Linked DNA regions of Mus musculus: region 1 is linked to region 2. A link is a loop called in an ENCODE intact Hi-C map of the cell type or tissue named here. Cell type or tissue: left cerebral cortex. All regions are shown on one strand. Each heading gives the region's core, and the rest is flanking DNA. Links, peaks and the distances in the headings are about the cores only. Region 1 has its middle 55 kb from the start of Gm46033. Region 2 has its middle 43 kb from the start of Gm24231.

Region 1 (15,708 bases), core at 2,562-10,561, 200 kb after region 2:
AAAAGCATCTTGGCAAGGAAAGGGTTTATTTTCTCTTATGGGTTACAGCCTATCACAAAGGGAAGCAGAGGCAGGGATTCAGGTGGGAGTTTGAAGCAGAAACCATAGAAGGATGCTGCTTACTGGTTTGCTTGGCATCCCTTATTCCAAAGTTCTCTTCAACAGTCTAGGACTACCTTCATAAGGATGATACCTTCTACAGTGGGCTGGGCTGCATCAGTTCAACTAGAATCAAGGAAACACCAAATAGAAGTACCAAGGGGCTATTCTGGTGGAAACAATTCTTCATTTGGAGTACCCTCTTCTCAAGTGTGACAGTCAAGATTAGCCATCTTTGGTATTATTGGTATATTTAAGGGACCTCAGAAGTGTTCCGAACCTGGCATTGTGAGCTCTGCCTGTTTTTCATGGATGCTCTGAGAGATGATGTCACCAGAGTTAGTAACCAGAAGTAATTTGCTTGGTCACCCTTTACATTTACAGCCCGATTCTATGCTTTCCCACAAGCCCTGGAGTCTTGCTTAGGCTATATTCATACTAGCCCAGCCTAGCCAGATTCCTGTTTAAAGATGTTCACTGAGGATTTGTCTAATGAAATTCCAGTAAAAGGGCCAATAAATGTCTTTCTTGCTAATTAAGTGGCTATAGAATCTTCACCCTGTTTTACGAGGCAATAACCTGGCTCCTGGGCAGACAGATTTGAAGCCGAGGACTCTGTTCTTGTTATCTCTCAAAGTAGCCCCTCAGCCACCACTGCCATAGAGCTCTGCATGTTCACAGCTTCTCATGTTTGTTTACAAAGGGCAACCGAGAAGCTGGATACCTGCATGTGTTCCCCTCAGCCCCCAGTGTCCTCTCGCTACATTAGGAGTGGACACAGGACCCAATGACCCAGTGAGGAGGCAGTCATGGAGGAACCAGATAGAAAACCTGTGACTCTTTGTGATCCTATCTTCTCGTTTTCCTTTCTTCTTGTTTTCCTTTTCTTGGAGACAGGACCTCACTGGGGTGACCTCAAACTCTCCCTGCCCCAGCCTCCCCCTAAGTATTGGAATACTTGTTAGGGTTAACACACCAGACTGTCGTCTCCTCTTTCAATAGTATAACAAACAGTGTTAGGAAGGATTTATAACACTAAGGGCACACTGTTCACTTAAGTCATATTTAGTTTATACTAAGGTGTTTGGTGTTTGGGACCAAGGTTTTATCCAATAAAGTGAAGCCATAGTATAGAACCTTAAAATACACTTCTCAACTCTTGGGAGATTTTTAACTAATAATATTTTAGAGGTTCATTTTTGATATTTTAATTATGTTGTGCATGCACTTGTTTTTGTGTAGGGGGGAAGGCACACGAGTGCAGGTGCTCAGTGGTCCAGTGTTGAGTTACTTGCAGCTGGAGTTGCGGGCCATTCATTCTAAGCAGCCTGACGTGGGTCTTGTGCAAAAGCAGCATGCACACGTGACCATTTCTCTGATGATTTGGATGAGTTCTAATTAAAGAATAAAGATAGCAATTTCATGTTTTCAGAAAAGAGACTAAAGATGAATAGTTTGAGAATGAGCAAATAGGGCTAGAGAGAGGACTCAGTGCTTAAGAGCACGTGCCACTCTTATGGAGGATTTGGGTTCAGTTCCCAGCACCCACATGGCAGCTCACAACCATCTCTAACTCCAGTTTCTGAAGATCAAAGACCCTTTTCTGGCTTCCATAAACACAAGGCACATATGTGATCCATAGACCTACATGTAGACAAAACACACATGCTTATAAAACAAGTAACTTTTTAATAAATGAACAAAGACATAAAAGTGGAAAGTATTTTAACAAGATATGCCCCAGGGAAAGCATGCTTTGAGTCTGAATAACCACAGGCTTGAGGGTTCTCATTTCATGCCTGCTGAACGGGGGGGGGGGGGGGGGGGGAGTCCTCTACCTAGACTTGAGGTCAGTGTTTTAAATGATGAAGCCATTTTGCTCAGAATGCTTTTTCTTTCAGCGTACACTCAACACTAATGTGGTTAGAAAATAAAATTGCATCTAAATTACCATGTGTTTCACTCCAGGGGATGATCGGAAAAGACACTGAATATTTTATCCTCAAATATCTCCTGGGCACCGCCTCTCACTTAAGAAACAAGGTTTGTGCCTGCTATAAAGTAAATTATTTTTGGACACGTTTGTCATTGTGAAATCATGACAGAACTGATACACAAGTTATGCTGACACAACGCTTTGTGGTTTGTGACCCCAATGTCCATGTTTAAGCAGGGACATTCAACAAGGTACTATGACCTGAACTTCCATTCTGTAGCCTGGGAGATGCCTAAGGGAAATCCCAGACTTTTGGAGCCTCCAGGAAGGGAGCGTTTTGAGTACATCTTCCTGCCTTACTCAACCATCACACATTCTATGTAACCTGGAAGTTCACAAGTTCACAAGTGTCCACCTCTGATGGATGTATTTTCATGGAAAACCAACAGGGTCGTTATCAAAACATGCATTCAATACAGGGAAGTTAAAGATGGCTGACAGGCCTTACCTAAAACCTCACTACTTAGAAAAATATTCCAGACACTCATAATTAGCTAGAATAAACAGACAAAACATAACACAGGTACTACTTCATGAAGATCATGTCCATATGTTCCATGTGCTAAAGGACTGGTCCCCCATTCGTACCATTGAGAGGTATTGTGAATCATCAGTGAATAAAGTTAGGGGAAGAGGTAGTCCTGAGCACACTGAGGGATAGGGTTTCTTACTGTGCCTCCATTCTTGATTCCTGCCTGGTTCTGTAAATGGTTTTTATCAGAGAACATTGTGTCAACCCATCCAGACCAAGGAGCCAGCTGATCACAGGGCTAGAGCACCCAGAACACTCAGGGATACGAGCCAGCCCTCGTTTTAAATCTTCCATAATGATAACACAACACCCACCCATACAATCACACAGTGAGATTTTGTCCTATATACAGCAGTGTCTCTAAGATCAAACTCAACTTGGGTGAATTTAGAATATGACGTAGTAAAAATATCAAGACATGAAGGTAATACTGACATTAGGATGAATGTGCTGTTATGGTAAAGAATGCATTTCCAAAAGACATATTTCAAAAAGGAGCTTACTGCAAAACAAAAAACCAAAACAAAACAAAACAGGATTTCAGGCGAATGACTATCTGCTATAAATACATATAAGTAATTGTCCTTTATTCACTAGTCTTTTTACTATCATATATTAATGATCCATTTAACTACAACCATAGGTCTCAGATTAATTTGAAACATAGTGTTTCTCCCCTCTCCTGGTTCACAGCTTTCCTGTGCGTGGGTTCTTTATTTCCACTGTGTTGTTATTTGTGTATTTCTCCCCTGTTTCTTTTTCCCACCAAGGTTTGCAAATCCCTGTTGTTGTTTGTTTGTTTTTCCATACTTAGGATTGAATCCGGGTCCTTATGTTCATGGAAGGCAAGTGTTTCCCCCTGAGTGAAATCCCCATGCAAGCTTGTTGTACTTTCTTTGTTCTTTTTATCCAATTCTGAGATGTTGCATGTGTAAGTAGACAGTTTTTCTTCTCCCAGGTCTCATGAATCCACACACACCTTGTATTTTGATTATGCTCCAGGGTCCTATCATTGTACTTTTATAGTTAAGCCCCATTGATTTCAACCCTGGTGCCATCATGCTTTGTGGCTGCTATTTGTTGCAGAGAGAGTGGCTTCCTTTGCCTGTACATTGCACTGCACACAGACACACTGCGTGTGCCTTTGAGGAAAGATTTACCTGGAAATGCATTAGTATAAAATGTTTCTTTCAAGCAGCCTTTAGTAGTGATAACATTTCTAAAAGTCTTCGCTTTTTACTGATTTGTGCTGGTTTGCTTGACTAATCTATGCTAAGAGTATGACTTCTGACTTCTTGTCACCTGCACACTGGGGCTCTGGAGATTTGGACCTGACTTCTGATAAAAGGAGTAAAGAAACAACCTGAACACCAGGCTTCCAATGGCATTCCAGTTGGCAACACTCCCTGAGCAATTTGTCTCATCAGCTGGGCAATTGAGTTTGCCCTTTTGTGGCTATGGGGACCCTCATAAACTTGTGTACTATGCTTGGTTAAGACCTATTTCAGATACTTTGCCATTTGGATTTTGTTTCCATGGGTGAGGTGAGCTTTCTTCTTCCCCCTCTTTATTCAATTCTGTCCCTAGACTTATGAAGGTGCTGTCCACATCAAGAAAGGGCCGTTACCCCTTAGCCAGTCTTCTCTGTAAGCGTGCCCTCCAACACACCTAAAAGTGTGCTTTACTGAGCTCTGAAATACATTTCTGTCAATCAGGCTGACAGTTAAGGTGGACCATCTTGTATAGACTGTTCTACTTCAATCTAATGCCTATGTTTTATTTGGTGTCCATTTTAAATGACCCATCTCCTGTGCACCCAGCAGATCTGGCGGTCAGCACTGTGTCATTGTAATTCCAACTTTCCATGGGTGTAGAATGTTCCTGTGGTCATTCTTCTGGTGTGGGGTTAGCAGCTTTTAATAACCCCATTCTTGCTATTTCCTGGGCCTTTATTTCTACTTGTGACTGTCTATATGAAATCTTGTGTTTGGCTTCTTTAACTTCTTAGAGTGCAATAAGTTTTCTAGATGGATTTTTTTCTTCAGTTATATTGAATTCTGTAATACAGAAAATACCTCTTATTTTCTCCTTTTTATTGAAAATATTCATAACATGTAAACATATTTTACCTTTTCAAAGTTGTGTAAGAAACTCTGTGGTCGTTTCTAGATAAAAAATTTCCAATTACTTCTGGGTTGGGAATTTTTTTCTTTCACACATTCCTCAAAATTTACATTTTTCTATTACAGCATAATGAAGAAAAAGTAATATTAATTCAGCAATTTTTGCACTTTATTTTCCTTGATGATTTTTTTCAATTATATTTTATGTTTCTGTGAATTCAAACATTGATAGATATTAGTATAAGGACACATTTTGCTTGTGTGTGTGTGTGTGTGTATACACATTTGCACCAGGCATAATTTGATATATACATGATGCACTACACACATAGGTTGAATACTCTAAATTTCTAGTATTAGAGATAAGTTAAAAGCAACAGGCTAGAGTTGTCATCATAACTGTTCTTCAAAATATACTGGGAATATTAAAGTAATGCTCATAGTATCCTAATCTACCCAATATTTGTGTTCACCCTAATTTATCCTTGTAATTATATCCCTCCTATCATCCCTATTATTTGGAAATAAACGCTAGTTAAGATGGAGGAAGTATATTGTGTTCCTGGAGAAAAGATGTGAGCATGCAGGGAGCACAGTTTTCAAATGCTAGCATGCTCAATTCTTTGTTCGGCATTGTCATTTCAGTTTAATTTTTACTACACTGGGATTGCTCAGAGGTCCCACATAAACAGACCATATCTTTTGAGTCCACCAGAGTTTTGAAAAGCTATGCTGATGATCAGCAGCTCAGAGCAACTAGAGCTAACCCTGAGGTTGTATGTAAAGTGTGGCTCCTTGGAAGAGATCAGGTCTGGCGTAAGGTCTATGTCTGCATCTCCTAAAGTAGGCATGTGCATGGCCATCTCGTAGAGTGGCCAGTGCTCGCTTCAGTTCTCAAGGTGGTCAGAAGTTTGTCCCTGTCATAAAATTCTTTTTATCCCTACTCATCGCTGATCCCATACAATCCTGACACAAGAGAATTTCACCATGTGGTGGCCAACTTTGATTGGCCTTCTTTCATCTTCTTTCAAACACTGTCGATTTTCAGTTGCAGCTATACAAAGTCACAAGGCAATTTTGGGGTTTCCCAGGCACAGGGGATTTCATACTGTGAAGAATTGGGGAGGGTGGATTGACAAGCACCAAGGGTGGGGTGTGAGGTCAGTGCAGCACTACCTGAATGTGGCAGCAGAGTCTCCTATGACCAGACAGGATTAGAGCACCAGGGCTCTGATGACATCACCTGTTTCACACATCCCAGGTGTTTGGAGGGGCTCACTCTTCCCTGCTCTGTGTTTCAGAATCGGCATGTCTGTCCATCTGGGTGTGAGGTTTTCTCTTGAGGATGCTTTGGGAATGCCTCCTTGTTAACAATTCTGCCCCGTTCAGTTCTTGAACTCCTTCCTGTGGTTATAGGATGTGATAGTTTGACTCATCAGCATGCCAAAGCACCTGCTTGTATGCTTTCTTCCCTTTTGCTCTTTTACTACTTGGACTTATCACCCCGCTTTCTTTTCCTGCTCCCTTCCCTAGGCTCGTGTGCACTAGCTCAGTGGCAGGATGAGAACTCCTCAGATTGCAACCATTCTGGTAGGAAAGTAGAGTCTTCCTCTGTAGATTTGATGTACTGGATGGCTTTTAGAGACGCCGTTTCGAGGGCTTTTATACTGTCGAGCTGCCGAGTTCTGTCAGCTTTCCTTGGACTGAAGGAGATGACTGCACGGCATTTTTTTTCCTTTGAATGATTGCCATGGGGAAGCACATGCATTGTCAAGGCTAGAGGAGTTGTTTATTCCTGAATTAGCTTTTCTCCATTGTAGTACCCATCCTTATGTTGCAGGGTTAACACTGGCCTCAAAAGATGAAAGTCTGTCTTTCATTTTATGGGTTTCTGTTTGCCTAGTATTAAATTTTCCTTTTATTATCTGGCAGAGTTTACCACCAAAATTACAGCACCTGAGTTTTGTTTGGGAGAAGCTTTTTAGCATAAACCTAGACTCTTCATTATATATGGATTGGTACATTTCCTGATTTCTCAAGACTATGTCTGGTACTTTATTTTATGGCACTAACATTCGGGATCCAGAATATCCGCTATGATCAAGGCCCTGAGAGTAGTTTTGGTTCTACTGATGATACTGGAAATATCTTTGGGTATTTAGGATTCAGTTTCTTTGTCTTTGAAATGAAGATGTGGGAGAAAAAGGAGATTGGCTCCTTCACCCAATGTGATGCTATGCTTTGGCTCACTAGAAGGACCTGCCTTCTGGGACATCTGTACCATCTTTCCCAAAGCTCCGGGAACACCACGGAAGAGGAAATGGAAAGAGCGTGAGGGCAAAATACATATAAATAAAAGATGTGAGGGTAGGTCGACATTGTGGATTCCAAAATTTCCTCACATCAGGGCTTGAGATAAAACCATACCTAGGAGAATTTCAGACCAGGCCAGCCACAGACAGATCTGAGCAGGCCAGCCAGGCTGAGCCGATGTAAAAGAAGCAGCATGCATTTTAGAAGACAGAAAAGGGGATCCTCATAGCTCACCCGGTTCAATTTCTCAGGTGTAATCCCAAACGACCTGACATATGAAGAACTAAGAAAAATAAGAGTATATTTTCAATAAAAAAGAAATGAACCAAAATCCACCTGAAGCAGCCCAGATATTGAACTGCCGACATGGATTTGAAAAGTCCTTGCACTTAGGCTCAGTGAGGAGGAACCGAATGTGTTCTCAACAAAGAAACTGGAAATACAGCACAGAAATAGAACCACACCAGAGAGAAGCATGAGAATTTAAACAGAGAAGTGCGAGGAAGGCAGAGCAAACTCAGAGAAGACACGGAGGAGGAAAGAGTAACTCAGCCCAGAGGTGGAACTTCTAAACTTCAAGAAAAACTCAGGTGGGAGAAAAAAAAAAAAGACTAGGATAGATTCCTGGAGTCTTGTGAGTTTGTGTGAGGTCACATTATTTGGAATTGCTGAGGTGGTGTGTGTGGGTACAAGCGACCCTTTTGTTATAAGTTAGTGAATTTGTGGATGTTGCATAGAGAATATCAATTTTGAGTAAGTGTGATCACATATGAGAGGACCAAGGGATACAGTCAAAGTGTGCTGGTAATTCTGGGCTACAAGAAGAGTGGCTCAGAGGGTTGGGGTTGAGGGCATGACACATGCTGTCAGCCTACTTCAGAACAGGAAGAGAGATGGCTGATGGGATGAAGCGCCTCCTGCACAAGCCGGAGGAGCTCGAGTTGGATCCTGAGCACCCAGTAAAATCTGGTGTGAGAGCACACATCCATAACCCTATTGTTACAGGGACAGGAGGCAGAGGCCAGCAGATCCTTAGAGCTCACTGTTTAATTGATATTGTTTAAACAGCAGGGTTTGTGAGAGACTCAGATATAAGGTAGGAAGAGTTCAGGGAAGGTACCAGGCAGCCTCTACCCTCTGCATATATGCACGGGTTCCACACATGCAGACCAACAAGAAGTCAGAGCACCATGGAACATTCTAGAGAGAAGATAAACTCAGTTTTAATGAGGACAACTCTCACTGAGCTGCAATATCCATCCATTTTCTGAGTGCGCGTCATCGACTCCTGTTTTCAGATGATGAAAACAATGGCGTCCATAGTCAGGAAGGGGTTTGCTTGTCCTTCTGTGCCCAAGAGTTAGCAGAAGTCAATGTATTACTATCTTCTGTGGGCAAGTTGGCCTCCATGCTTCTGTTTCACTATTAGCCCAATCTGAAGTGATGCTTACAATACTGAATGGCCCAGCCCTTATGCATCAAGTTGTGGTTATTATTAATCACACTTTAGTTCCATATGCAAGAAGTGCGCATTGTATGTAGAAAGAGACCATCCTATCATCTGAATTTTACTCTGTAACAATTTCCTAGTGATTTGAGGCTCCTCACATTCGGAATTCTCTGGATGAGATGACTTGGGAGGGAACCTTGCACATGTCAGACCCTCCCTTGTGGCTCTGGAGGTAGCTCTGTGGTTGAGGCCTCACTGGGAAAGCATGGGGATTCCAACACCCATGTGACAGGCTGGATGTCCTGGTGCCACCTGTAATTCCATTACTGAAGTAGGTGGAGGCAGCATGATTTGTGGGGTGGGAGTATTGGGGGAGCTTGATGCCTTCTAGCCCAGCTTAAAAAAATGCAACCCAGAGTCCCAGGTTCAGAGAGAGAGACTCTGCATCAAAGGTAAGGAGTGATAGAGGAGGATAGTGAGTGATAAAAATAAGGGAGAAAAAGGAGGTGTGTCCTCTAGCCCTTCCTGAATGCATACACCCCTACACACACAGGCACACACACACCCCTTCACACACACACACACACACACACACACACACACACACACACACACACACAGACACACACACACACACACACACATGCACACGCACACACACATGCATGCACACACCTCTACACGCACGCGCGTGCTCGCAGACATGCACACACATGCTCATGCCGTTTTTTCAAACTGTTACATTTCAATTTCATCTTCATTGTAAAACTGGCTCTAAAATCAGTCTCCTTACTTCTTGGTTCATCTCAATGTGAAAACAGAGTGGATGTGAGAATGGGGTGAAAATAAAGAAGGCCCCGAGAAGCACCATTGCCTGAAAACACTTTTGGATCATCAAGGACACTGTACTGCTTGCTTGCCTAAGAGAGTTGATGGGCCATGTTCTCATCATTAAAAAGAAAGGAAAAAGAAAGCAAATAAGAAGGAAAATGGCACAATATCATATAAGTCCTGTGATATTATAACTGTACTATTAAATTAAATATTTTGTTAATTCCATGATGTAAGCGTGTATGTGCTAAATCAAAACTTTTCACATTTTAATATGTAAAATATTATTTTTGCTCTATTCCTCAGTAGCCAGAAAAAAAAACCAAAGCTAGATAAAACATATAAAATTATTTGTTTTGTTTTCACTGATTAGATAGTAGTAAGGTTCATATTGCAACCCAGAGACTACCCTGTGACGTAATTACTCAGTATATGCAAGGTATGTGTATGTGGTGAGGAAAAATAATGGAATCCAGATCTAGGGTGCAACATATGGAGGAAGATTCTAGAGCATCTGCTGTCCTCTGAATACAGTGTACTACTGTAGACTGGGTCTTGTGAGGACTGTGGGTGTGGGTACAAGCAGGAGAAGCAATAACAGGAAATTATCAAGTTGTTGATGGACATCAATTACGTTCAAAATCATGAAATCCAAGTCTCAGTCCACTGTCCTGGGATGGTGTCAGGCCCAGTTATTTTAAAATATTAACCAAAAAGTCACCATGACCCGCCATGGTTTTCTTGAACAGAAGTTCATGTGAGCCAAACAATGCCTTTTATACCTTGTGGATCTCTCAACAAAATGCTACAGTCAAGCAAGTTAAACTGCAGAAGTGTCATTTAGTACAGATCTGTAGGGCAAACACCCAAAGTCCAGATGTGTCTGACAGAACGACAGACTGCAGAGGCTTGGACAGGTCCTTCCTAAGCCAATTCAGAGATTTCCTGTGGTCATTAACAAAGTGTGAGCTGGCATCCTTCTTCCTTGGTCTGTGTGTGACCGTCCCTTCATGTCTGGCCCCATGGCCTTTACATGATGTCAACTTGTCATGGGCTTGAGGCATGCCCAGAACATTTAGCTGATCTCATCTAGAGGACCTTAATCAATGACATCTGCACAGACATTTTCCCAATAAGGTAGCTGTCTGTTTCCAGGAGTGAAGACAGGAGGATGTCTTTGGGGGGCGGGGCATCATTTGATCTGTATCAGATGGGAAGAACTCTCTACAGAAAGATTCAGTTAGGCTGTTAAAAATATAAATCGCAATATCATAATCTCAAAGCACTTTTTGAAACAATGGCGGAAGCAATGGCAGTGAGTATCAAATAGAATTTTGAAAGGACAAATTTAATGGGGCCCCTATAGGCTCCCAACACCTAGGAAATATTTAACTGGAAAGAAAAAAATTAAGGACTGTTTCAATTTTGAGAGATAGAAAGCACTGCAAAAAGAGTACGGCAATCACAGAGGTCAGAGGGTAGTCTTGGTGGACTCCAGAGACAAAGCCTGGAGTATAGGAGGTTTTATAGGGTGAAAGTTCCAGGAAGGAGCCTGGTTTAGAAGGAGTGCTTAGCCACAGGCAACATAGAGCTCTCTATTGTCAGATAGTCCCTCATTCCTCTCAAGGCTGTCTGCATTAATCATCCTCAAATCATCCTCATAGTAGGTCTACACCTAGGAGCATGAGGGATACCTTTAAGGTTTGCTCTGGATTCAAGCATGAGATATCACATGTATGAACTGGTTCAATTAAATAAAATGGGAGAAAGTTAACCAGTGACTAGATAGTACCACCTCTGGGACATCTGGGAATTTGCTGCATCTTAAATAATATTAATCAGATAGCATACTTAGGGAGGAGAGTAGAACATTTTATTTTTAGAAATACGAGGGTGTTTTAGAAATGTTTAATTGGGGTTTAATTGGCTGAAAATATAATATTTGAAAATTTAAAGAGCATTATCTTAGGAGAGTAAAAATAGAATGCATTACTTTTTTTTTTTTTTCTGTTCATTTGTTGAGAAACTCTCCCAAAGTAGCCTAGGCTTTCCTTCACGCTGCAATCCTCCTGCCTCAGCCTCCCAATGTTAAGATCATAGGTACCCCTGCTACAGCAACACATAAGATGACACAAACATGAAATTCAACCTACTTAATAACCCCACCTTTGAAGTGTTAATAAGAGAGATCATATAAAAGCTGCTTTGAATACATCCTAATAAGTTCATATTATTTAAATACACCCCCCTCACTTGTAGTTGTTCATATACTATCAATACTTGGCTCCAATTTCCAAAAGTGTTTTCAGTCACTGATGATCTGAGAGGCTCTGCTCTTACTAAGCAAATCCCGCTGAGAGGTCACGTGACTATGATCGTATCTGACCCACTGATCAGTTTGGAAAAGTTCCTGTTGCTTCCGCTAACATATTTTCTTCCTACACACATAAAACATAGATGATATTGGTTAAATTCATGTTCAGACACATCCATCTTTTCCTTATTTGCTAGCACTAGATGGTATAATTCAAAGCCCAGTGTCCTTCGGCAGGAATAATGTGTCACTGGGTCCTCAGTACCTCAGTAGAAGATTTGTATCCAAAGTGTAGGATCCTTCTAACAAGGATGCTCATTTTATTTAACTGAGCTAATATACTTGTGAGATCTCGTGCTTGGGTTCAGAGCAAACCTTCAAGGTTGCCTCCATGCTCTCAGGTGAGGACCTACTATGAGGGTGATTAATGCGCACAGGGATATTGAACCAGGGACCATCTGATATCTGACCTGGGGGCCATCTGACATCCAGATATTGGCATCTGCCTCTGTGTGGTCACCATCCAAATAAAATGAAAATCAAATCTTTACATTTCACTCCTTCGACAAGGAGACATCTGATGAGGGTGCTTCAACACATCGAGGTACTACAATATAGATGGGCACATTAGGGTACCCAACACAGATACATCCCCCAATATAGTGGCTAGGAGCTTGGAATCTAGGTGGGCAGAGATTCCAGTTTAAGTGACCAAGGGCACTCATTGGTCTTGCCAGCAGGGTCTGCAAAGTGCCCTGTGTGGTGAGTTCCTATTCCTGTTGCTGTGATAAAATACTCCGACAAAAGCAACCTAAAGGTTAGAGAAAAGGTTAGATTTCCTTCTCAGTACAGTGTAGAGTCTGTCATGCTGGAGAACCCTGGAGAATGGTTCTACAGTGGTCTACAGTGGTCTACAGCTGGCCACATCGTGTCCACCGTCATGAGGTACAGAGCCATTAATGACTGCTCAGGGTCCTTTCTCCTTTTTATGTAACCCAGAACCAAACGCAGGGAATGAGGCTGCCTGCCTACTTTTAATATGACTTTTCCCACCTCACCCTAACCAGTACATGCCCTCATAGGCATATACAAAAGCTAAGTAATTTTCCTCAGGGTTGTAGTGAAAGACTCCAAGAGGAGCCCCTCGCTCAGGCTTCAGGACAATAGCGGACACCCAAGAACTCACGACAGACCGAGCTTGTTGCAAACCACATGAGGCTTTATTCGGGAAAGCCAGAGCTCTGGGGACGACTCATATCCCATGCAGGGGTAGAGGAGTCGACCTCGAGGGGAAAGAGTTCCCAGTTTTTATAGGCCCTCAGGGGGAAAAGGAGAAGGGGGAGATTAGGGGATTTCCAGATCTAAACAATGTCTATTCTCAAGAAATGGGTATGGGAGGGGTACAAGGAAAGAGTCTAATGAAGGTGCAGCAATGGGCATACACCTGGTCAGAACATTGGCAGACACACAGGTTCAAGGAGTGGCCAGAGCATTGTGCACCTCTATTTTTCTAAATTAGTGAAGCTAGTTCTGCTAACACTGATGTCTATCTTGCCAATTTCAGGGCTTCTGTGTCCTTTTACATTCTGCCAGGATCTTTCATTAGATCCTGTGAAACTGGCAACACTAACCATCCTGCCCCCCATGAACACTGCATTGTTAGCTGTGAGATAGAGGATTCTAGTTGACTCTGAACCTGTGAGGGCTAGATGCCTAATACTTTGGGTGTTGGGTTGTTTGCATATTCAGAATGAGGTATTTTGGGGATACCTCACAGCTTCAACACAGCATCCACTTTTATCTTACAGACACTGCATATTCAGAATGAGGTATTTTGGGGGATACCTCACAGCTCCAACACAGTATCCACTTTTATCTTACAGACACCTTACATACTGTGTAAAGGCCATTTTGTATGATCTTAAAAATAGCTTTGTAGGAAACAGTTTCATGGTGTGGGATTTTCTACTTATGACATCAGAGAGTTTCATATTTGGGTGCATTTTTGGATTCCCGTGTTGTAATCTTCAATTGGTGTAACTTAGACAATGGGGTGTCTGTGTCTGGCTTTGACATATTCCACACTGTGGCAAATGACACAACTTGCTTTTAAAGATGGAATGATAAATGCACAGTCACATCTACACCAACACACCACAATACACACACATACCGCAACATGCACACACACCACAATATACACACAGTACAATACACATATCACAACAATACATTCCACACACCTCCACACACTACAACACATACAGACACACCATACCCCCCCACATAGACATACACCACAAAACACACATACACACTAAAATACACCCCCCCTACACACACACACACATTTTCTTTGTCTATACAACCTTCAATGAGTGTTTGGTTTGTTTATGTATCCTGGATGTCATATAAACAAATCTTGATTCTGAAATGAAAATGTGTCTAACTGTGGAGTAGGTTTTATTGCCCTTATTTTATATTCAGAACAGCACCAATGCTTATATACAGCCAGCCCCTGACTCTGTCAACTGAGGTGCCTCTTAACCCATGTGTCTGCCAATTTTACCAAAGTAAAATGGGCGTGGCTTCCTGACTTCTTCACATCCTGAAGGATGCTCTTCCAGGAGAAGATTCACTGCACCTCTTGCAGTTCATTCATAGCATTGCTATAATTGAAGAGGCCAAGGTAACGACTTCTAGTCAGAAGAAATATTTCAATGGCGGCACAGTTTTACTCCAATTTCCATGTTATGCCTTCTCAATACTGCTTCTCTTATGTTCCCATTGTGCATTTAGTTTCTGCAAATTCTACCTATCAAATCTGTGCTCAATGGACCATTCACCATGTGCTTAAGGTATGACTGCTGAGTAAGTAAGTGGACTCTCAGGCCAGTGTGCTCAGAACAGCACTGTGCTATAAACACTGCAGCAAACACAGTGTGTCTTTGAGCATCACCAAAGCCAGGTAAGTCAGAGTGGTGTAGGGACAATGCACATCTTCCTGTTTCCAAGTGGATTACTATGCAGGAGGCTGGTCCTGTTTGCACATCATGGAAGTTCCTGAATGGTCCAGGTCTTGGGTGATCGCCTATCTGTGCCATGGAAATTTCTAGAACGTGGTCATGTCTTTGAAGACATGAATGCAGGAAATCAGAAGAGTCACTAGGAAACTCTGATCTTGGATGGTAGCAACATTTGGAGCGCTGAAAAGAAAACTGACAGGGTGGGTGGGTCAGCATGCTTAAAAGAATGGCAAGCAAACTTCTTGGTCTTCTGAATGAGCTCCAGTGAGCCCAGTCTTGGCCAGGCACCAGATGACCCTGCAGCTGTATGGTCCACTCCCCACTCACTTTGGATAGAGTCAGGCTGTGGCTGGTCTATGAGACTCCAAGTTGTCCTGCCTACCAATCACAGGGCAGCACATGCCTTACTCCAGTCACTGGTGGGCAGAGCCAATCCCAGAATGAGAGGCTGACTGGATAGCATTAAGTTTACGTTTTCCTTGAACAAACACACTAAAAAAGTGAAAGGAGCCACTCACACATGGAAGACACTTGCTCAAATGTATCCAAAGAAAGCCCGTGTCTGTAAAGTAAGAAGCATCTCACAGGCACTTAGATGTCCCCACTGTTGGGGTTGTCGTTACTCTGATTTTTGTCATCATCAGACCGAGAGGAAACTGGTGGGAAGGTGGTTGGCAGCTCACAGGAGGGACTCTCCAAGTTGACTACTTGGAAGGAGTCCTGTACTACTACTACTACTACTACTACTACTACTACTACTACTACTACTATTACTACTATGGCTAAAAATATGACTATGACTACTACTATGACTATAACTACAATTATGACTATGACAACTTCTTCCTCTTCCTCTTGTTCTTTTTGTCGTTCTTCTTATTCTTGTTCTTGTTGTTCTTCTTGTTCTCTTTCTCCTCCTCTTCCTCTTCCTCATCCTCCTTGTTCTTCTTGTTCTTACTGGTTTTGTTCTTATTGTTCTTTTTCTTGTTCTTACTGTTGTTTTTGTTCTTCTTGTTCTTGTTCT
Region 2 (15,708 bases), core at 4,137-12,136:
GCTTGTCTCATGCACTTAACCAACTGAACCCTCCCCACAGCCCTCAAAAGGGAATTTTTCTTCTTTAACTTTTTCATATTTGGTGGGGAGATGCAGAGAATTTCCCACTCAGAACATCAAGCTACAGACAATTATTAGCACTGATGTGTCAGCCCCAGAGAGAAACCTGGTAAAGGCTTGTGTGTCAGTGTTCTATTTTTCTCTCTGAATCATGCGTTTCTAACTTAGTTTTTATTTTGGCATGGGGTTATGTTGCTCTGAGTGTTCTCTCCCCTTGCCCCCAGACAGATTTTCTCTGTGTAGTCCTGGATGTCCTAGAACTGTAGACCAGGCTGGCCTTGAATTCAGGAGTTCACCTGCCTCTGCTTCCTGTGTGCCACCACCACCTGACTTCTGAGAGTGTTCTTACAGGATGCATATTCATATCTGGTATTCTCAAATTCACAACCTGTCTGATGCCGTGCCTTTATGGGTCATTAAGGTGGAGACAGAAAAAAATTAAGGTGCTTCATCTTAATTTAATAATAAATAATCATAAAAATAGAACTTGGGATAATTGGAATGAGATTAGATAAAAAGGGTAAAGTAGAAATATTTAATTGCTAGTTACTAACTTGTAATGAGAACATTTTATAAGGAATAACTTTTAAAACTATGATTAAAAAAACCTTCTGTGTTGTTGTGAATCAAGATGGGCTGCTCCAGTTTGGATGGAGAGTGTCAGATCTCCAAGCCCACAGAGCCAGGCTCAGCTAAGCCACTATTGGAAAGTGTAGTAACTTTCAGGAAGTGCTGCCTAGAGAAAGAAAGTTAACTCTTCCCTTTTTTCTTTCTTTTTAACTACTGTGAGATGAACAGTTGTATTCTACCTAGGACTCCTCTACAGACCCACGCAATGGGCTGACCAATCATTCCTGCCACTTTCTGAAACTGTGAGTTAATTCATGTTTCTTAAGTTGACCATATCGAGTATTCTGTTGCTGACCAGTACAGTAAAATCATGCCCTTTTGCTCACTATGTTTGCAACAAAAACCTCACATAAAATGATTTATATGTTATGAAAGCCAGACCTTCCCTGAGCTTCTGGTGATGGGGCTGAGCATCAGATAGAGGAATGGCTGCAAGGATCAATCCCTGCAGGTCAGGAATGGAAAAGTCTTGATTTCTGAGCCAGGAAGGCTTTTCTCCTCCATGCTGAATCCTACCTTAGTTGTAAGTGATGCAGTCTGTCTAATACTTACGAAGATTTCAGTCTCAACAAACCCTCTCTCAATGGTGTTTTATACAACCTCGCCTATGATTATAACTATTTAAGTGCTGTTTTGCCTTGACCCCTAATAAAGTTAAACCTTTGCCTGTCCGTTTCTGAGCAAGCAGGCTCTTCCCCATGTCTGGCCCATGTTCTGTCTCCTAGAGGCATCTTCTGGTAGCCTTCATCCAGAACCTGCTTCATGCCCTTGTATCTATCAGATCCCTGTCTCCTTCAGGTGTCTATATGATCCTCCCTCATTCCTTTGAGACTGTAGACATCTCTACCCTCATGTCCTTGGCCTCAGCTTTCCATAGAGTAGAGAGACTGTTTCTAAACGTAGATCTCATTCTGAGCCTCTCAGATTCACATAGTCCTGTGGCCTCTACACCACCATGTCTAAAGACAATGTCTCCTGCACTGTCTTTGGTGTCCACACATATGGAAACATCCTCTCGCTCCATTTTGCTCTTCCTGTAGCCACATGTAACTTGCCACCCTTTAGGCTTGCTTTGTTGTTTTATGGCCTTTGTTGTTTTATACCTTAGCACATTACATTTCTGTGTGAAACAGATGTGCTTTTCTGCTGTGTGACTATTACACCTACCTCAGAAGCCATCTCAGAGTACCTATCTCCTCCAGAGTTGCCTTCCAGTGTCACAAGGGTCAGCATTTTATAGAAATTCTCATTTTACCCAGATTGCAGACTTTTAGAAAGGGAACTGTCATAGCTCCTTTGTGCCATTGATTGCTGAAGGCTCAGCTCAGGCTGAGGTAGATCTGTGTCCTACAGTCTTTACCTCTAAATCCTGGCTAGTGGGGTCAATTGCTTCTATTCAGAGCAAAATCTGTTCACAGTGGGCTGATACTTCTCTGGCTTAACCTGGTACTCAGTCTTAGATTTACAAATGACATCTTTTTACTTTGTGATTTCCTACTCGAGACCCCAGGTCTTCAAGAGTTTTATTGTGTTGTTGCTGGGATATGTGTGAATGTCATTTCATATTTATACATGCTATGATGATCACTTGTGTGTAGATAAAAGCTAAGCACCACCTCTTGTAAAAGATCCTGGCTAGTCACAGCAGACCCACTCTCAGTGAAAAAGATATGGGAGAAATTCAAACATCTGCTAGATCCCTCATGGCTTTGGAAGGGATGGTGTGGCACAGTTTTTACCCTTGGAGCAGAGCCATTAGGGCCTGGGTCTTCTTGAGTGCTGATGGTGGCCGTAGGCATAAGACTTGTTTGTATAATAATGTATATATTTTACTTTATATTCCTCCTTTGGGGAATGTTTTCCCTGCCAAGGTCAATGACTCAATGATAATCAGGAACAACATGATTCCAGAAATGCCTCAGAAATATGGTGACACTGTGACCTTAAGAACAGCCCTTAAGGCTGTGGGAAATAACTCAGAAAACATGAGTTCAAGAATCAATGTAAGAACTGTTCTTTAGAGGGTTTCTCAACTGTAAAATATAAGGATGCAATATGAATTGTATGAGGGGATTCATAGACCTGAAAGGCTAGAGACCGCTGCACTATGAGCCAGCTTTGTCAGAAAGTTTTTTTTTTCTTCTTCCAGACAGGGTTTCTCTGTGTAGCCCTGGCTGTTCTGGAACTCACTCTATAGACCAGGCTGGCCTTGAACGCAGAAATCCTCCCAATGCCTCTGCCTACCAAGTGCTAGGATCAAAGGTATACACCACTACTGCCCAGCTGTCAGAAAGATTTTAAGGAAGGTAATAAAGAGATTTAGGGACTGGTGGTCTCAGGGCAAGAGCCCACCCAGCTAAGCTTATTGTTTGTGTTTGCAGTTGACCAAGGAATAGTTTTTACTTTAAACCTGGAATGAAATACCATCCAGAGATGAAGGGCATACTTGTGATCCAGATCTTGAGGCTGGAAGACACAGGCTTTTGATCCGCATCTTGAGGAACAGTGGCCATGAAAAGCTTAGGCCTTACACCTTTAATCCCCAGAGACAAAGGCAAGCAGATTTCTGAATTCAAGGCCAGCCTGGGACAGAGAAAGTTCTAGATGAAGTTTAGGTCCAGGTATGGTGGTACATACCTTTAATCCCAGCATTCGGGATCAAGGCCAGTCTACAGAGTAAGTTCCATGACAGCCAAGCGTAGGCAGTGAAGGAGTGGGAAAACAGAAAGCTGGTGATAATGTCATAGAGCAATGAGGCCATGATCCAGCTCCTGCAAGCAGCAGAACTCAGCAGCTTTGGGCTGTATATAGTTATGGGACTTAGGTCATAAAATGCTGATTTGTGATATAATCAAAAGGGAACCTGGGATAAATGATTGATTGAATTCCTAAGGAAGTAGCTTATGCAAAGTAAAAGACTGGGCTTTGCTCTGCAACAAAGAGTTATCTCAAGCAGAGAACTATTTAACTCAAGAAGAGCACAGAACTGACAGCTTGCATCCTCCACTGACTCAGAATCATTTACCACTCCCAAACACCCCTTTCTCAGGACCCTTTCCCAAGTTGATGCTGGTCTTCAACAAACATCCCCTGATGAGTTGATGAACAGATATGGTACCCAGGTAAAATGAAATACTATTTCACCTTTGAAAAAGAAGGCAATTCTAAAGTATGGCTGAACCCTGAGGGCGTACTAGGTGATTTAAACTAGGCACAAAGGGCAAAGACTTGTGACTGCTCTTATCTGAGGCAGGAGAGTGGTCACTCTCAGGGGCTAAAATTATATTGGTGGTTACAAGGATTACAGGGTTGGCATGGGAACAGATATTGAAGGGGTTCAGAGGTCACAGTATGAATGTAGAACCATACAGAGCTGTTTGGTGGTAGTAGCATCGTGGTGTATTGTACTTGAGGCCTCTGCAAATGGTAGACACTCCACTGGTGTTATTTTGCCACAATGGGCAAAAAAAGCCAACAAGCTCTCCTGGGGTGTGTTTGGATCAGTGAGTTCATTTGGGTCAGTGGAAGGTGGATTTTGAGGGACAGTGGTGAGGACAGTTGGGGCTTGTGGAGCAAGTCAAAAGCCACCAGAGCAGCCCAGATGTTTATTTGAGAGTCGCCTGCCTTTTTGAAAGCATTTTCTTCTTTAATTTACGTCCTTTGATAATTTTGAAAGGGCAACTGACCTGTATGTTTTTCAATCTGGCACCCTGTTTTCTCGGGGACCGCTCACAATAGCAGACAGGCAGGCGTGACATTTCCATGAACTTCTAGTTGCTGCTCCAGCTTTGAAAATACGTTCCTAAGATGGGTCCCCCACTGTAGGCTTGTGTCCAGGGAGATGTGCGATTAAGTTTTCTGAGCCCGTGGTAGGTCTCACTCCTGAACAACTGATGAACTCCATTCTGAAACCGAACCACCAAAGTTTGGGGGCTGGGAGGATTGATCATACAAAGGGAGGTAACTGGTGGAATTGAGTTTAAATTCCATAAGCGGCAGACTGAAGTTCTAAGTGATGCGTCCTCAGAACATGCACACCAATAGCCTGTAAAAAGGGAAAGAGTCCCAGATGAAGAGGCGCCATGGGGGTTTGTACTGGTTTTGGCAGGTCAGTGGAATGGTATTGTATTTTGTTGAGGAATCTAGAAAAAGGGAGAAGAACCAAGAAGATAAAGTCCATGGGAAGGTGCTCCTTGCATCCTTTAGCCATGATTCCGGCCTGCAGGAATCCTACAGGGTCTACATCCCTTCACTTTCTATGTTCCCCTGGGTTTTGTTTAAGAGAAAACTCAGCTTGGAACTATTAACTATGTAAAGCCTGGACTGACTGGGTGAATTATGGGAGATAAAAATTCATGATATTCAATTGTGGGACTAGGGTGTTTTTTTTAAAACTCTCTGGAGCATAAGGTGTCTGTTTCTACCTTTGCAGCCTTCTGTGCTGTGAAGCTGGCTGTCCAGCACTTAGCAGTGGCTGCACTACTGCCCTCTGCAGCCAGTGTAGCTGCACAATCATCACCCAGAGGCATCCCACATCCCTTGCTCTCTAATGCTAGGCAGGGACATCGGGACATCGTAGTGGCAGGTGGCCCTCCCTTCGCAGCCTGTGTGACAGCAGCCCGGTGGACTCTGGACATTCACTGAGACCTGGATGACCTGGAAGACTGTCCCTCTGCAGAGCATGCCTCAGCCTGAGGAGACTCTGAAGCCACTCCCACGCTGGGGTCCAGAGCATCACCTGGGAATGCTCCTCTCCACCGTCCTCCACATTTCAGCATCCTTCCTGAGATCTTCATCTCCTGTGATGTTAAACGTATTCATGTGGAAAGCTACAGGACTGTACAGAAAAGCACACCATTGTCACCAATTTCCTAGTGCAGCTCCTCTTTTGACTAAGATCTTCAGCTCAAAGACACTTAGAAATGTTGGCATCCGAATAGAGTGCTTTGTACGAACCTTTTACCTTTGTACGAACATAAACCCTGTGCTGATGGTGCATTTTAAAAATGAGATGAGTTTTAATAGTTTCTTTGAAATTTTCATGGCAAGCTCCGTTTCTCTATGGTAGCCTGCTGAGAATGTGGAGGGATGAGTGCCACGTACTTAGGATCCCATTGCATAGATAGATGGATTTTTCATGAGGACCCTAGAGTGGACCTGAGTACAACAACCCATTCAGCCATGGGAGGTGCTTGCTCATGAAACAGGGAATAGGGAATTGAAGAGAACCTGAAAGTGAGACTGGCAGAGGCAGTAAGTTAACTCCCAACACCTTGAGTGTGTTAGCAGCTGTGGGGAAGCTCTGCTAATTAAGGTCAATGTCTACCATCGACCAGAGAGCCTTCTGGGGCTCACCTCATAATGGAGGACTCCCTTCCTTAGCAGAGTTTCTCCTTCTCTGGCCTTGTCCAGGGAGTTCTAAGCCCCCACACTCACCTCTACCTGAGAGGTATCAGGTAGCCTCAATTAGTTTATAGGATCCAGCTCCTTTCACTTGTTCAGCCAGCAGCACCTGAGATTCTTGAAATGCAACCCCATGCTAATGAGGCACTCTAGGTACCCTAAGCCAATGACCTTTTCCCATCCTGCACCTCCCTAGCCTCAGTCTCCCAAACTTTATAAGCCTTCAATTACCCTAAATAAAGTTGATCTGCGGACTGACAAAGCAGTCTTGGTGTGGTCACTCACTGTAAGTACTTACAGGGCTTCTGAACCCCCTGTGCGAAGTCTCTGTTCCCACTCATGGACCAAACTGGCTGACAGTCCGAAAGAATGGTGAGATGCACAAGCAGCTGTGATGTTGAGGTTTGCTTTGTTGCTATGCATCCCAAGGTCTACTTGCCTCCAGATGAGTGAGTTCTCACATATACCAGCTTTTGTTGGATAAACCGTGCTCCTTAGTTTAAAACTGTTGATTAGTAAAGATACACACAGACTGTAGCTGGGTCGAAGAGAGGTAGGCGGGGCTTTGCTTCCTGAGCTTGGGGTCTGAAGAGAGACCACGAGGAGAGGGAGAAAGAGGAGGAGGAGGAGGAGGAGGAGGAGGAGGAGGAGGAGGAGGAGGAGGAGGAGGAGGAGGAGGAGGAGGAGGAAGAGGAAGGTGTCACAGAGAGGTGGAGTGTGAGGCATGGCCTGTTGGAGTAGGAGTGGCCCAGGAGGAACTCAGCAAGTGATATTTTGGGGTTACTGACAAGGAAGCAGACAAAGTAACATAGAGGGTTGATATCTGCCCGGGTTTGATGTTTTAAGGCTTATTATACATATGAAGGTTTCGTGTCTTTTATTTGGGAGCTAAATGACCTAAGGTGGGGTAGAAGCCCCCAAATAATATTTGCTGCAACACCGTAGGTTTTTCTAGTTCTCAGTTTTCCCCTTAGTTTGAAAGCACTGTTTTGTTTCTGACACTGAGAACTTTAAGCTTCCGTGACAGGGTCCCACCTGCCGCAGAGGCCAAGGTGGCAGAGCTCTGGGTCAGCATGATATCCCGTTGTGGGTAGGAAAGCTTCATTTGTTGTTTCAGAAGCCTTCAGTCACATGGTGGAAACAATATTTTCTTATTTTCCACGTATAGCGTTACCATCACCGGTTCGAGCTTCCTCGGGCACACTGTGGCACCCGTGCCATGGCGCGCAGTGGCAGTGAGCTCAGTGTGCTGAAGTGGACGTACGCAGAGCAGCAGAAAGATGACATAGGGACACTTAACTGGAAAGGCTAATGGCATCTTCAAGTTAGCATGGCGTGCATCTGGAACATCAGTGTTAAGCATCCATATTGAATATGCCTTTCTTGCGAAAGTAATTAACAGCGTGTGTTGGCCAGAACGTCATCTCAGGAATCAAAAGGTGTTCACTTATTCTCGCAAAATCCAAGACGTGTAGGGCGCATGTCAGATCCTGTCCGGAGAGAGCTAGGGCGTAGTAGGGATCCTTAATAGGGATGGCTGTGGTAGTGTGCCTTACGCAGCGTCAGAAATACCCAGGAACCGCCCACTGACAAGGGTCAGTCGGCGAGGAACTTGCAGAGGACACCTCAGAAAGTTGTTGGTTTTGCACAGAGACACACAGGCCAAACGAAGATTTACAGTGGATAAAAACAGGCATCGAGTCAGCTTGGCAAACAGCTGGTGTAAATAACTTCACCGTAGATGGGGCAGTTACAGCGTGGTCCATCAACGTGACAGGGCTTCTCCACATCACTTCCGAATTTCCTTCAGGGTCTTCAAATCCCAGCACTTACTCAAAAGCAGCATGTAACTGTGAATGACTGCTGTTTTGTGCCATGTTACAAGAGTTATAATGTCCCCTACAGCAGTTCTGGAAATGGTAGCGTTCCCCCTTTCTGGCTTCTATCCATTTGAAAGGGGAGCAGCGCTGTATTTGACGTCTGTGGGTATTTCCTCATCTACTGGGCATTTTCTCATCCAATTAGGACTGTGATCAATTATACCCGTGGAACACCATTTTCCTGAACCAGAATGCAGAGATGAGATATAAAGCGCCTTCTGCAGAGCTTTTGAGTTTCTCAGAATCCTCCAATCTTCCCGGTTTCTTTTTTCTTCTCAAACAGTACCTCTACTCCAGACTCCCAGCAGGTGGCGCTGTGAGAATGCGGATGTAAAGGTGAGCTGCCTTTTTTTTTAAAGCAATGATACTACCCCATGCTCTCTTACTTTTCTTTTCTCCTTTGCTTTTCTTTTCTTTTAAAAGATAGTTTTAAAAGCCTTGTAAATTAAGTTCCTTCAGTCATACAGCTCTAGTGAGAGAAGAGTGGGTGAATCCATCCTGGGAACCTCTGGGTCTCAAATCCAGGCATCTGGGCTCACTGAAGTCCAGGGTGTGCCTGAGCGCCTGTGATGCGTATCAACTTATGCAAACATGCCCACATACACATAAATAAAACAAATCTTTTAAAAATGCTAGCACCATGACCACTGCAGCCAGGGAGCTGGAGGCAGACTTGGTATCTCTGGACTATAAAACCCCAAGACTAGACTACCTCATGTTTGTTCATGACAGGTATAATCTACAAGGTAGGCCACTTCACTTCGTAATGAGCATAGACTCGGGCCACAGAAGCCCAGAGAACACTATAGGAGTCCACTAGAAATAAACATTTGCACTTGGTCCCGATCCTGTTTTCAGAAAGGAGTTATGGCCATGTATCTTGGCATTGTAATTCTAGTCACAAGGCAGGCAGGGTCACACAGCCCTCCTTAGGACCCGTTTTGTTGGCCTTTGAGACTCTGAGTACACAGAGCCCCTGTGGGTATGGCTTCTGGTCACTGGAGCTATTCCACACATGTGCTCATTGGAATGCTCACTCTGGCAAAGACCATACTCTACCTAGACACACAGGTGCTCTCCGAATCTCTCAGCCATTCTGCAGGAGACAGGCAGAGTTGCAGGGCCCTGCAGGGTGTGGCTGCAGTCTGCCAGTAGGTAGTCAAATGTTAGTTACAGGAAGATGGTTCATTTGGGAAGGTTCTTGCCCCATGAGCCTAAAGACCTAAGTTTGACCCCCAGATCCACATGAAAAGCCTGGTGGTAGTCGCAAGGCCGGGGGTTGGAGGCAGTGCCAGATCGATCCTTGGGGTTTGCAAACCAGCCAGCTGAACCCAACCCATGAGTCCCAGGTCACAGTGAGAGAGCCTTCTCCGAAATGAGTGTGCATGACTGTTGAAGAACTGCACCTGAAGTTAACCTGCAGCCTCAATATGCACACACCCTCATGTGTTTGCATACCCACAGGAATGCACACCAACACACACGTGCACATGTGACAGGCACACACTCACAGAAACGCCACTCGCAAAATTGTAATTTACTCTGTTTAGCTCTTACTAAGGCTAAAACAGTCCCTGTAAGTGGCAAAGGTCATTCTATAACTAATTGATCTAGGAAAGTAAGTGCAGTGAGTGACCGATTTCATCCCCCCATTATCTGCTCCCGTCCTCCCGAGTCCTCAATTGGCTGCTGGCCTGGTCCAGCCTTTCTCACACACACCAGAGGTGGATTTGTTGTTCAGATCGATCTGCCTTGCGTTTCCTCGATGCTCTTAAAGCCTGCTTGACAGGCAGGCTGCTGAGAATAACTGAAGGACCGCATTAGGGGTTGGCTCGTGTGGTAATTAATCTGAGTCTTGTCCCATTAGTGCTGCTAATTGGCTACATGGGAGGAAAAAGCCCGTGAGCCTTGGAGAGGGGAGCTCACCCTCAGACTGGTTCAGCGGTTGTGATTTTTCGCTGTTTGCTTTTTGTTTGTCTTTTCTCACACCAGTCAAACAAGTCTTGTTGTGAATGTTCTTGTGAATTAGTTTTAGACGGGAGCCTCAGAGCAAGCCTCTGCGCCTCAGTCAGATTCCAGAAAGTTCTGAAGGTTTCTCTAATTAGGGATCCCAATGGACGCTTTGTCTTGAATTCCGTGGTCTGTCTTTTCTTCTCCATTGGCTCCGATGCTACACAGTTAATTAAAGTGAACAGGAGCATAGGTCGTGACCCTCTCTTCAGGAGGGAAGGGTCTGGGTGCTAGGGTCTGGGCTGTGGCTGCTCAATAGTCCATACAGCATAGAGGTAGCTAGACTCACAAGATCTACACTCAGGAGCCTGGAGCACAGGTAGACAGACAGACCTCTCATTGCCTGACACACAGTCAGATGGATAGCCCTCTTTTCACCTGATGCACAGACAGACAGCCCCCTCGTTGCTGGCTTTGTTCTTAACTGTGCTTTTCTCTGACCCTCATCTTGGCCTCTGTCTTTATCCCCCTCAGAATCCTTCCTGTGGCATCAGACGAAGGGTGTGTTATGTGTGCTTGAATCTTTCAGAGAACATGTTTGTCTTCCAGGGAAGGAAAAATGAAATTGTGTCATTTCTAAGGAAATGGAAAGGACAGGAGCTCATCATGTTAAGCAAAGAAGCCAGGCTTAGAGGGGCTCCAATGGAGTGTGCTCTCTCCTATGCAGGTTCTAGATTAAAAGAATGTTCATATCAGATGTAATAGTGGAAGACAGATGTGCTAGGGAGGATAGGGTTTAAATTCAATGAGGGATACCAGGACAGGGCAACGGGATGGAGACGTGTGTGTGTGTGTGTGTGTGTGTGTGTGTGTGTGTGTGTGTGTTTGCATGTGTGTGTGTGTATTTGCATGTGTGTGTGTGTGTTTGCATGTGTGTGTGTGTGTTTGCATGTGTGTGTGTGTGTTTGCATGTGTGTGTGTGTGTGTTTGCATGTGTGTGTATGTGTGTGTGTTTGCGTGTGTGTGTGTTTGCGCGCATGTGTGCACGTGTGTGTAGAAAGCAGAAGAAGCCTTAAAGGAAAGGATGGAGACCACTGACTCTCAAAGAGCTTAGAGATTGAGGAGGGGCACAAGGTGTAATGAGATGCATGTGTGAAAATGTCACAGAGACATCTGTTACTTTTTACAATTACTGAAAACATTAATAACATTTTAGACTAAATAAAAGACAAAAATGGTGAAGTCGCTGGAAAGCCAAAATTATGGAAATCTTACACCTTAAAAACAAAAGGCAGAATAAAATTTAAGTATAAAGATGTAAGGAAAAGAGGAAAGATATGCGTAAAGGAAGGCAGTTAAAATGATGGAGTCCTTAAAATCTCACAGGCTGTGCAGAGGACCCGCAGGTCCCATTCTTCAAAATAGATAAGATAATCAGGACTTGGTAAATACAACAACAAAAAAGAAGCAGAGATGATAGCGTTAAAACAAGCTTTGACAGAGTAACAGATATTAAAATTCAGGAAATAAGTAGTATGTTAATTGGTCATAATATAAGATACAATTCTCTACTTTATAAATGTCAGGTAAGGTACAAATCTGTCTGAAGGTGTTGAAGTTATTAAGTGGAAAGCCCTGCCACAAGTGATTTAAGACTGTGGAGGTCTAAATAATCTTATTAAAGGAATGGAGTTAGTGGTTTAAGGGAATCCCAGGGGAACTTCCCAGCCCCAGATAATTTTACGGGCGAGTGCAACCACACTCAGATAATTTTACGGATGACTTCCACCAAGCCTTCAAAGACAAACCCAAACTTTCCCAAACACAGAGGCAAGGAAAGAGGGGGCATTTTACTTCCTAAGTCACTGAGCTGGGAAGTGTGGATGTCAAAGCCATGGGGACAGCTGGTGGAAACAAAATGCCAGGACACTCTCTAAATTCAGAAATAGAGTCTTATTGTGCTAAAAAAGTCAACATTGTACTAAAACCACGGACTTTTCAAGTTCGTTGTGTTTCCTCATGGAGAGACAGGAGATTAGGAGGAAAACCATTAGATGTTACTTAACTCACTACCCGACTTAAAAAGGGGAAAGGTTAGTTATCACAGAAGATCCAGAGCCCTTAATACCATGTGGCACATACTGATCCATCCAGAGGAACTTTTAGCACCAAGGGCTTCTTAACCCAGAAAAGCTAAGTGTGGAAAGTTGATGAAAAAACCGGTTCTACAGAAGATACGGAGGCATCTTTTTTTTTTTTTTTCCTGAGACAGGGTTTCTCTAAATAGCCCTGGCTGTCCTGGAACTCACTATGCAGACCAGGCTATCCTCAAACTCAGAGATCCGCCTGCCTCTGCCTCCCAAGTGCTGGAATTAAAGGCGTGTGCCACCACTGCCTGACATGGAGGCATCTTAAATAAGGAACAAAGGAGCGTGTCTGCTGGCGCAGCCCCCTCCTAGCACATTACCTTGGGAACCTTTCAAGCCCACTAAATGCAAACAGAAGTCGCTAAAATGTCGTTTACATCACCAAGGATCTAAACATAAAACTAACAGTGTGTGTTCAAAATTGTGTATCAGTATGGCAGACCTTGTTAAAAAGCATTGAAGGATGCTGCGGCCAAGAGGAGTCTGGGCCCAAATGTAGTTAGTTTCTAAATCTACAGGGCTCTCAGAATTTCTCCCAATTGTGTAGATTTTAATTAGAATGTAAGTTATATTTTCCTTAATATCTGGTGTTATGTTTGCATATGGTCTAATATGTTTCTTCCTGCAAATGTTCAAATGCTAGTGTCTTGGCCCTCAGAGTAATATCCCAGCTCTGGCTCAGAGCAATATTGGGAGGTAGCGGGGGCTTAAAGAGGCAGAAGCAAGTGTGGGTTCCTTAGACCACCTGAGGGACCTGGTACCCCTCTGCCTCCTTCTTTTGAGAGGTGTTATCTTTCTCATCTCTTTCCTCACTGCTATCTACAATAAAGCAGGTCTTTGCCAGGCAGTTTAGACTTTCAGTGTATGATACTGTGAACTAAATAGACCTATTTTCTTATAAGGCACATAGCCTTGGGTGCTACATTATAGTAAAAAAGGGGAATAAAACATATAAGTAGATTCTAAAATGTACACATTGTAAAAGGCTGAAAATCACCCAAGCAATACTGGTATAAAGGATAAGACAGGGACTTACAGAGTCTGTCACTGAGAGTCCAGACACATGCTTAGGCAGCAGAGAGCTGCCTTGTGTCATGGAGATGGTACAGACAGCCACCACCAAGGGAGAAGTCATTTTCAACATGGGATGGAAAGACAGAAGCACATAGCCCTCCCCAAGTCACCAACAAGAACTGGTGATGGTGGATCCAAGACTCAAAGGAAGAGAGGCAACACATGTCAGGTGGTGGTAGTACACAGCTTTAATCCTAGCACTTGAGCAAAGGCAGGGAGGCAGGGAGGCAGGGAGGCAGAGGGAGATATCTGTGAGTTCTAGACCAGCCTGGACTACAATAGGAGTTCCTTGGCACTGAAAGCTACACAGAGATAAGAAAAACCCTGTGTTGAATCCCCTCTGCCACAAAAAAGACAACATTTTAAAAACACATTGTACAAAGTGAAACAGAACTTATATATTTAGGTAGTTTATAGGTATAAAAAGCTTTTATTCATTACTTGTACAGTAAAATATATTACATCTTAAAAAGTTGCTATAATTAAATAAAGAAAAGTCAAACAAGCGGCATAAGACAGGCTAGCAAAACCTGAAATCCAGTGGCCAATCTGTGTACCCAGAGTACACATCTGCACAGTGAGTGAGAGAGAACAGAACTTAGGCCATGTTTAAATCTGTGTTTGGAGCTTGAAGAAGTTGCTCCAGTGTAAGAACGTGAGTTTGATCCCAAAACCCATGTGAAAAGAAAGGTGGGCATTCTGGCTTTCCCTTGTAATCCCAGCTCTGGCGAGGCCAGATGGGCTGATTCCTTAAGCTCATGGCCACCAGCATATGAGAGACCTTGTCTCAAAACAAGGTGGGCATCCTCTGAGGAACAACAGCTTAGATTGACCTCTGGCTTCCACTTGTGCAGGCACACAGGTGTTCTTGTACTTGCACACACATGAACATGCCCTCACCCAAACAAATACTGTTTTAACGAGTAGGCTACAGAAATCGATTTCTGGTGGTGTGCTATGTTTCCCGGAGTTTCATCAATAAAGATAAAACACATGCCAAATGGGAGGAAGCAGTATGCAGACCATCACCTAACATACTTCCCAATGGCCTAGAGGAAGAATATATACAGGAACAAGAAAGGCATGATACCACCCATCTAACAGCTACAGCATCACCATCACGTGTGGATAAATATCAAAATCATGATGAAAGTTAGAAAACATAACTTTTAAGTGTGTGTGTGTGTGTGTATGTGAAGGTGTGAGGGTGTGCACATGAGAGTTGTAGTGCCTGTGGAGGCGAGAAGAAAGAACGGGAGTTAGGGGCTACAAACAGTTGTGAGCCCCTGGACATGGGTATTGTGAACAGACTCTGGGTCCTCTGCAGGAGTACAGGCTCTTAAGCACCAAGCTGTCTCTCCTGCTCCATTCTCACAGTTCTTAGTCTCAGTAAAGTTAGGCCATGGCTTTGTATATATTAAAGACATGCTGAGACAAAGCCTGCGAGGAAGACAGTGTTGGCATGATTACCCTGAAGAGAGAAGGTGGAAGAGGAAGACGAAGACAGGAATGATCTCTCGAACATTCAGGGATAGCTATTGTTTACGTCATACCTTTGACCAGAGTAACTTGTCCACAAGGATCATTAAATTAATATGCTGTTACATAAGTGTTATACATGTCAGAATTATACTTAAAAGACACAGGATCTGAATGGACATTCCCATGCAGATATGTGAGTGGCTGATAAGAGCATGAAGATCATAAACATCTCTATCAGAAAGATAAAAATCAGACCGTCAATGAATCACCACATCACTTCATGTCTGCTAGCAGGGCCGTGGGCAACACCCAAAGTAGGTGAGAAGAATGGACAAAATACATAGTAATTGCAACCCTTAAATACTGTTGGGAATGTCATATGGTGTATATACATGTAGACACTTTAGGAAGGCATGAAAAACCCATGAATGGTCAAGCAGACTCACCATACAATCAGTTCCTGGGTATGCATCATGATAAAAGAAGCCATATTGAGGCCAAAACTCACATGCGAATGTTCAAAGCAATGATGCTCATAATAGTCAAGAAGCGAAAAATCACTGCAACAACCATCAGATCTCAGACAGGTAAATAAAATGTGTCTACATGGCAGAATATTACTTGACAACAAAATAAAGTGAATTATTGAATTATGCTATGATTTGGAAAATCTTTGAGAGAGTACATCAAGGAAAACTAACGGTCGCCAAGGGCCCAGAGTGTACAATCTCTGCCTCTCGTGAGGTAAAAGACAGAGCTAGGGAAAGGGAGAACAGAGAAATATGGGGTCAAGAGCGCAGCATCTGCCTAGATAATGGCACTATTCAGTGATTGGTTGTGGCCTAGGATAGATAACTGTGTGAGCATGCAGAAATCCAACTGTACACACTCAGTGGGAGAATTATGAGGAATGTAAACCACTTCTTAATAAGAGTCCCAGGGACTAAACCGACAATCAAAGAATATATACATGGAGGGATCCATGGCTACAGATACATATGCTTCAGTGGATGGCCTTCTCTGACATCAGTGGGAAGGGAGGCCTTTGGTCCGGTGGAGGTTTGATGCCCCAGTGTAGATGG

The links. A loop is a pair of places that touch in the nucleus more often than their neighbours do. Peaks named below come from ENCODE experiments on the same cell type or tissue, not always from the same donor. Only the 100,000 strongest peaks of a DNase experiment are listed, where the experiment ranks them.
Region 1: a loop joins it to region 2, with 3 times the contacts of the local background. A loop is called at or near these places in 6 of 42 quality-filtered maps.

The regions. Positions count from the first base shown.
Region 1 is chr8:15,467,891-15,483,598 of GRCm38, forward strand. No RefSeq gene overlaps it. Among named protein-coding and RNA genes, the nearest start is that of Gm46033, 55 kb to the right of the region's middle. In left cerebral cortex, for the core only: no CTCF peak of the experiment used is centred there; a DNase peak (open chromatin) is centred at 7,524.
Region 2 is chr8:15,262,210-15,277,917 of GRCm38, forward strand. No RefSeq gene overlaps it. Among named protein-coding and RNA genes, the nearest start is that of Gm24231, 43 kb to the left of the region's middle. In left cerebral cortex, for the core only: CTCF peaks have their summits at 5,197 (motif pointing left) and 8,277 (motif pointing right); a DNase peak (open chromatin) is centred at 8,274.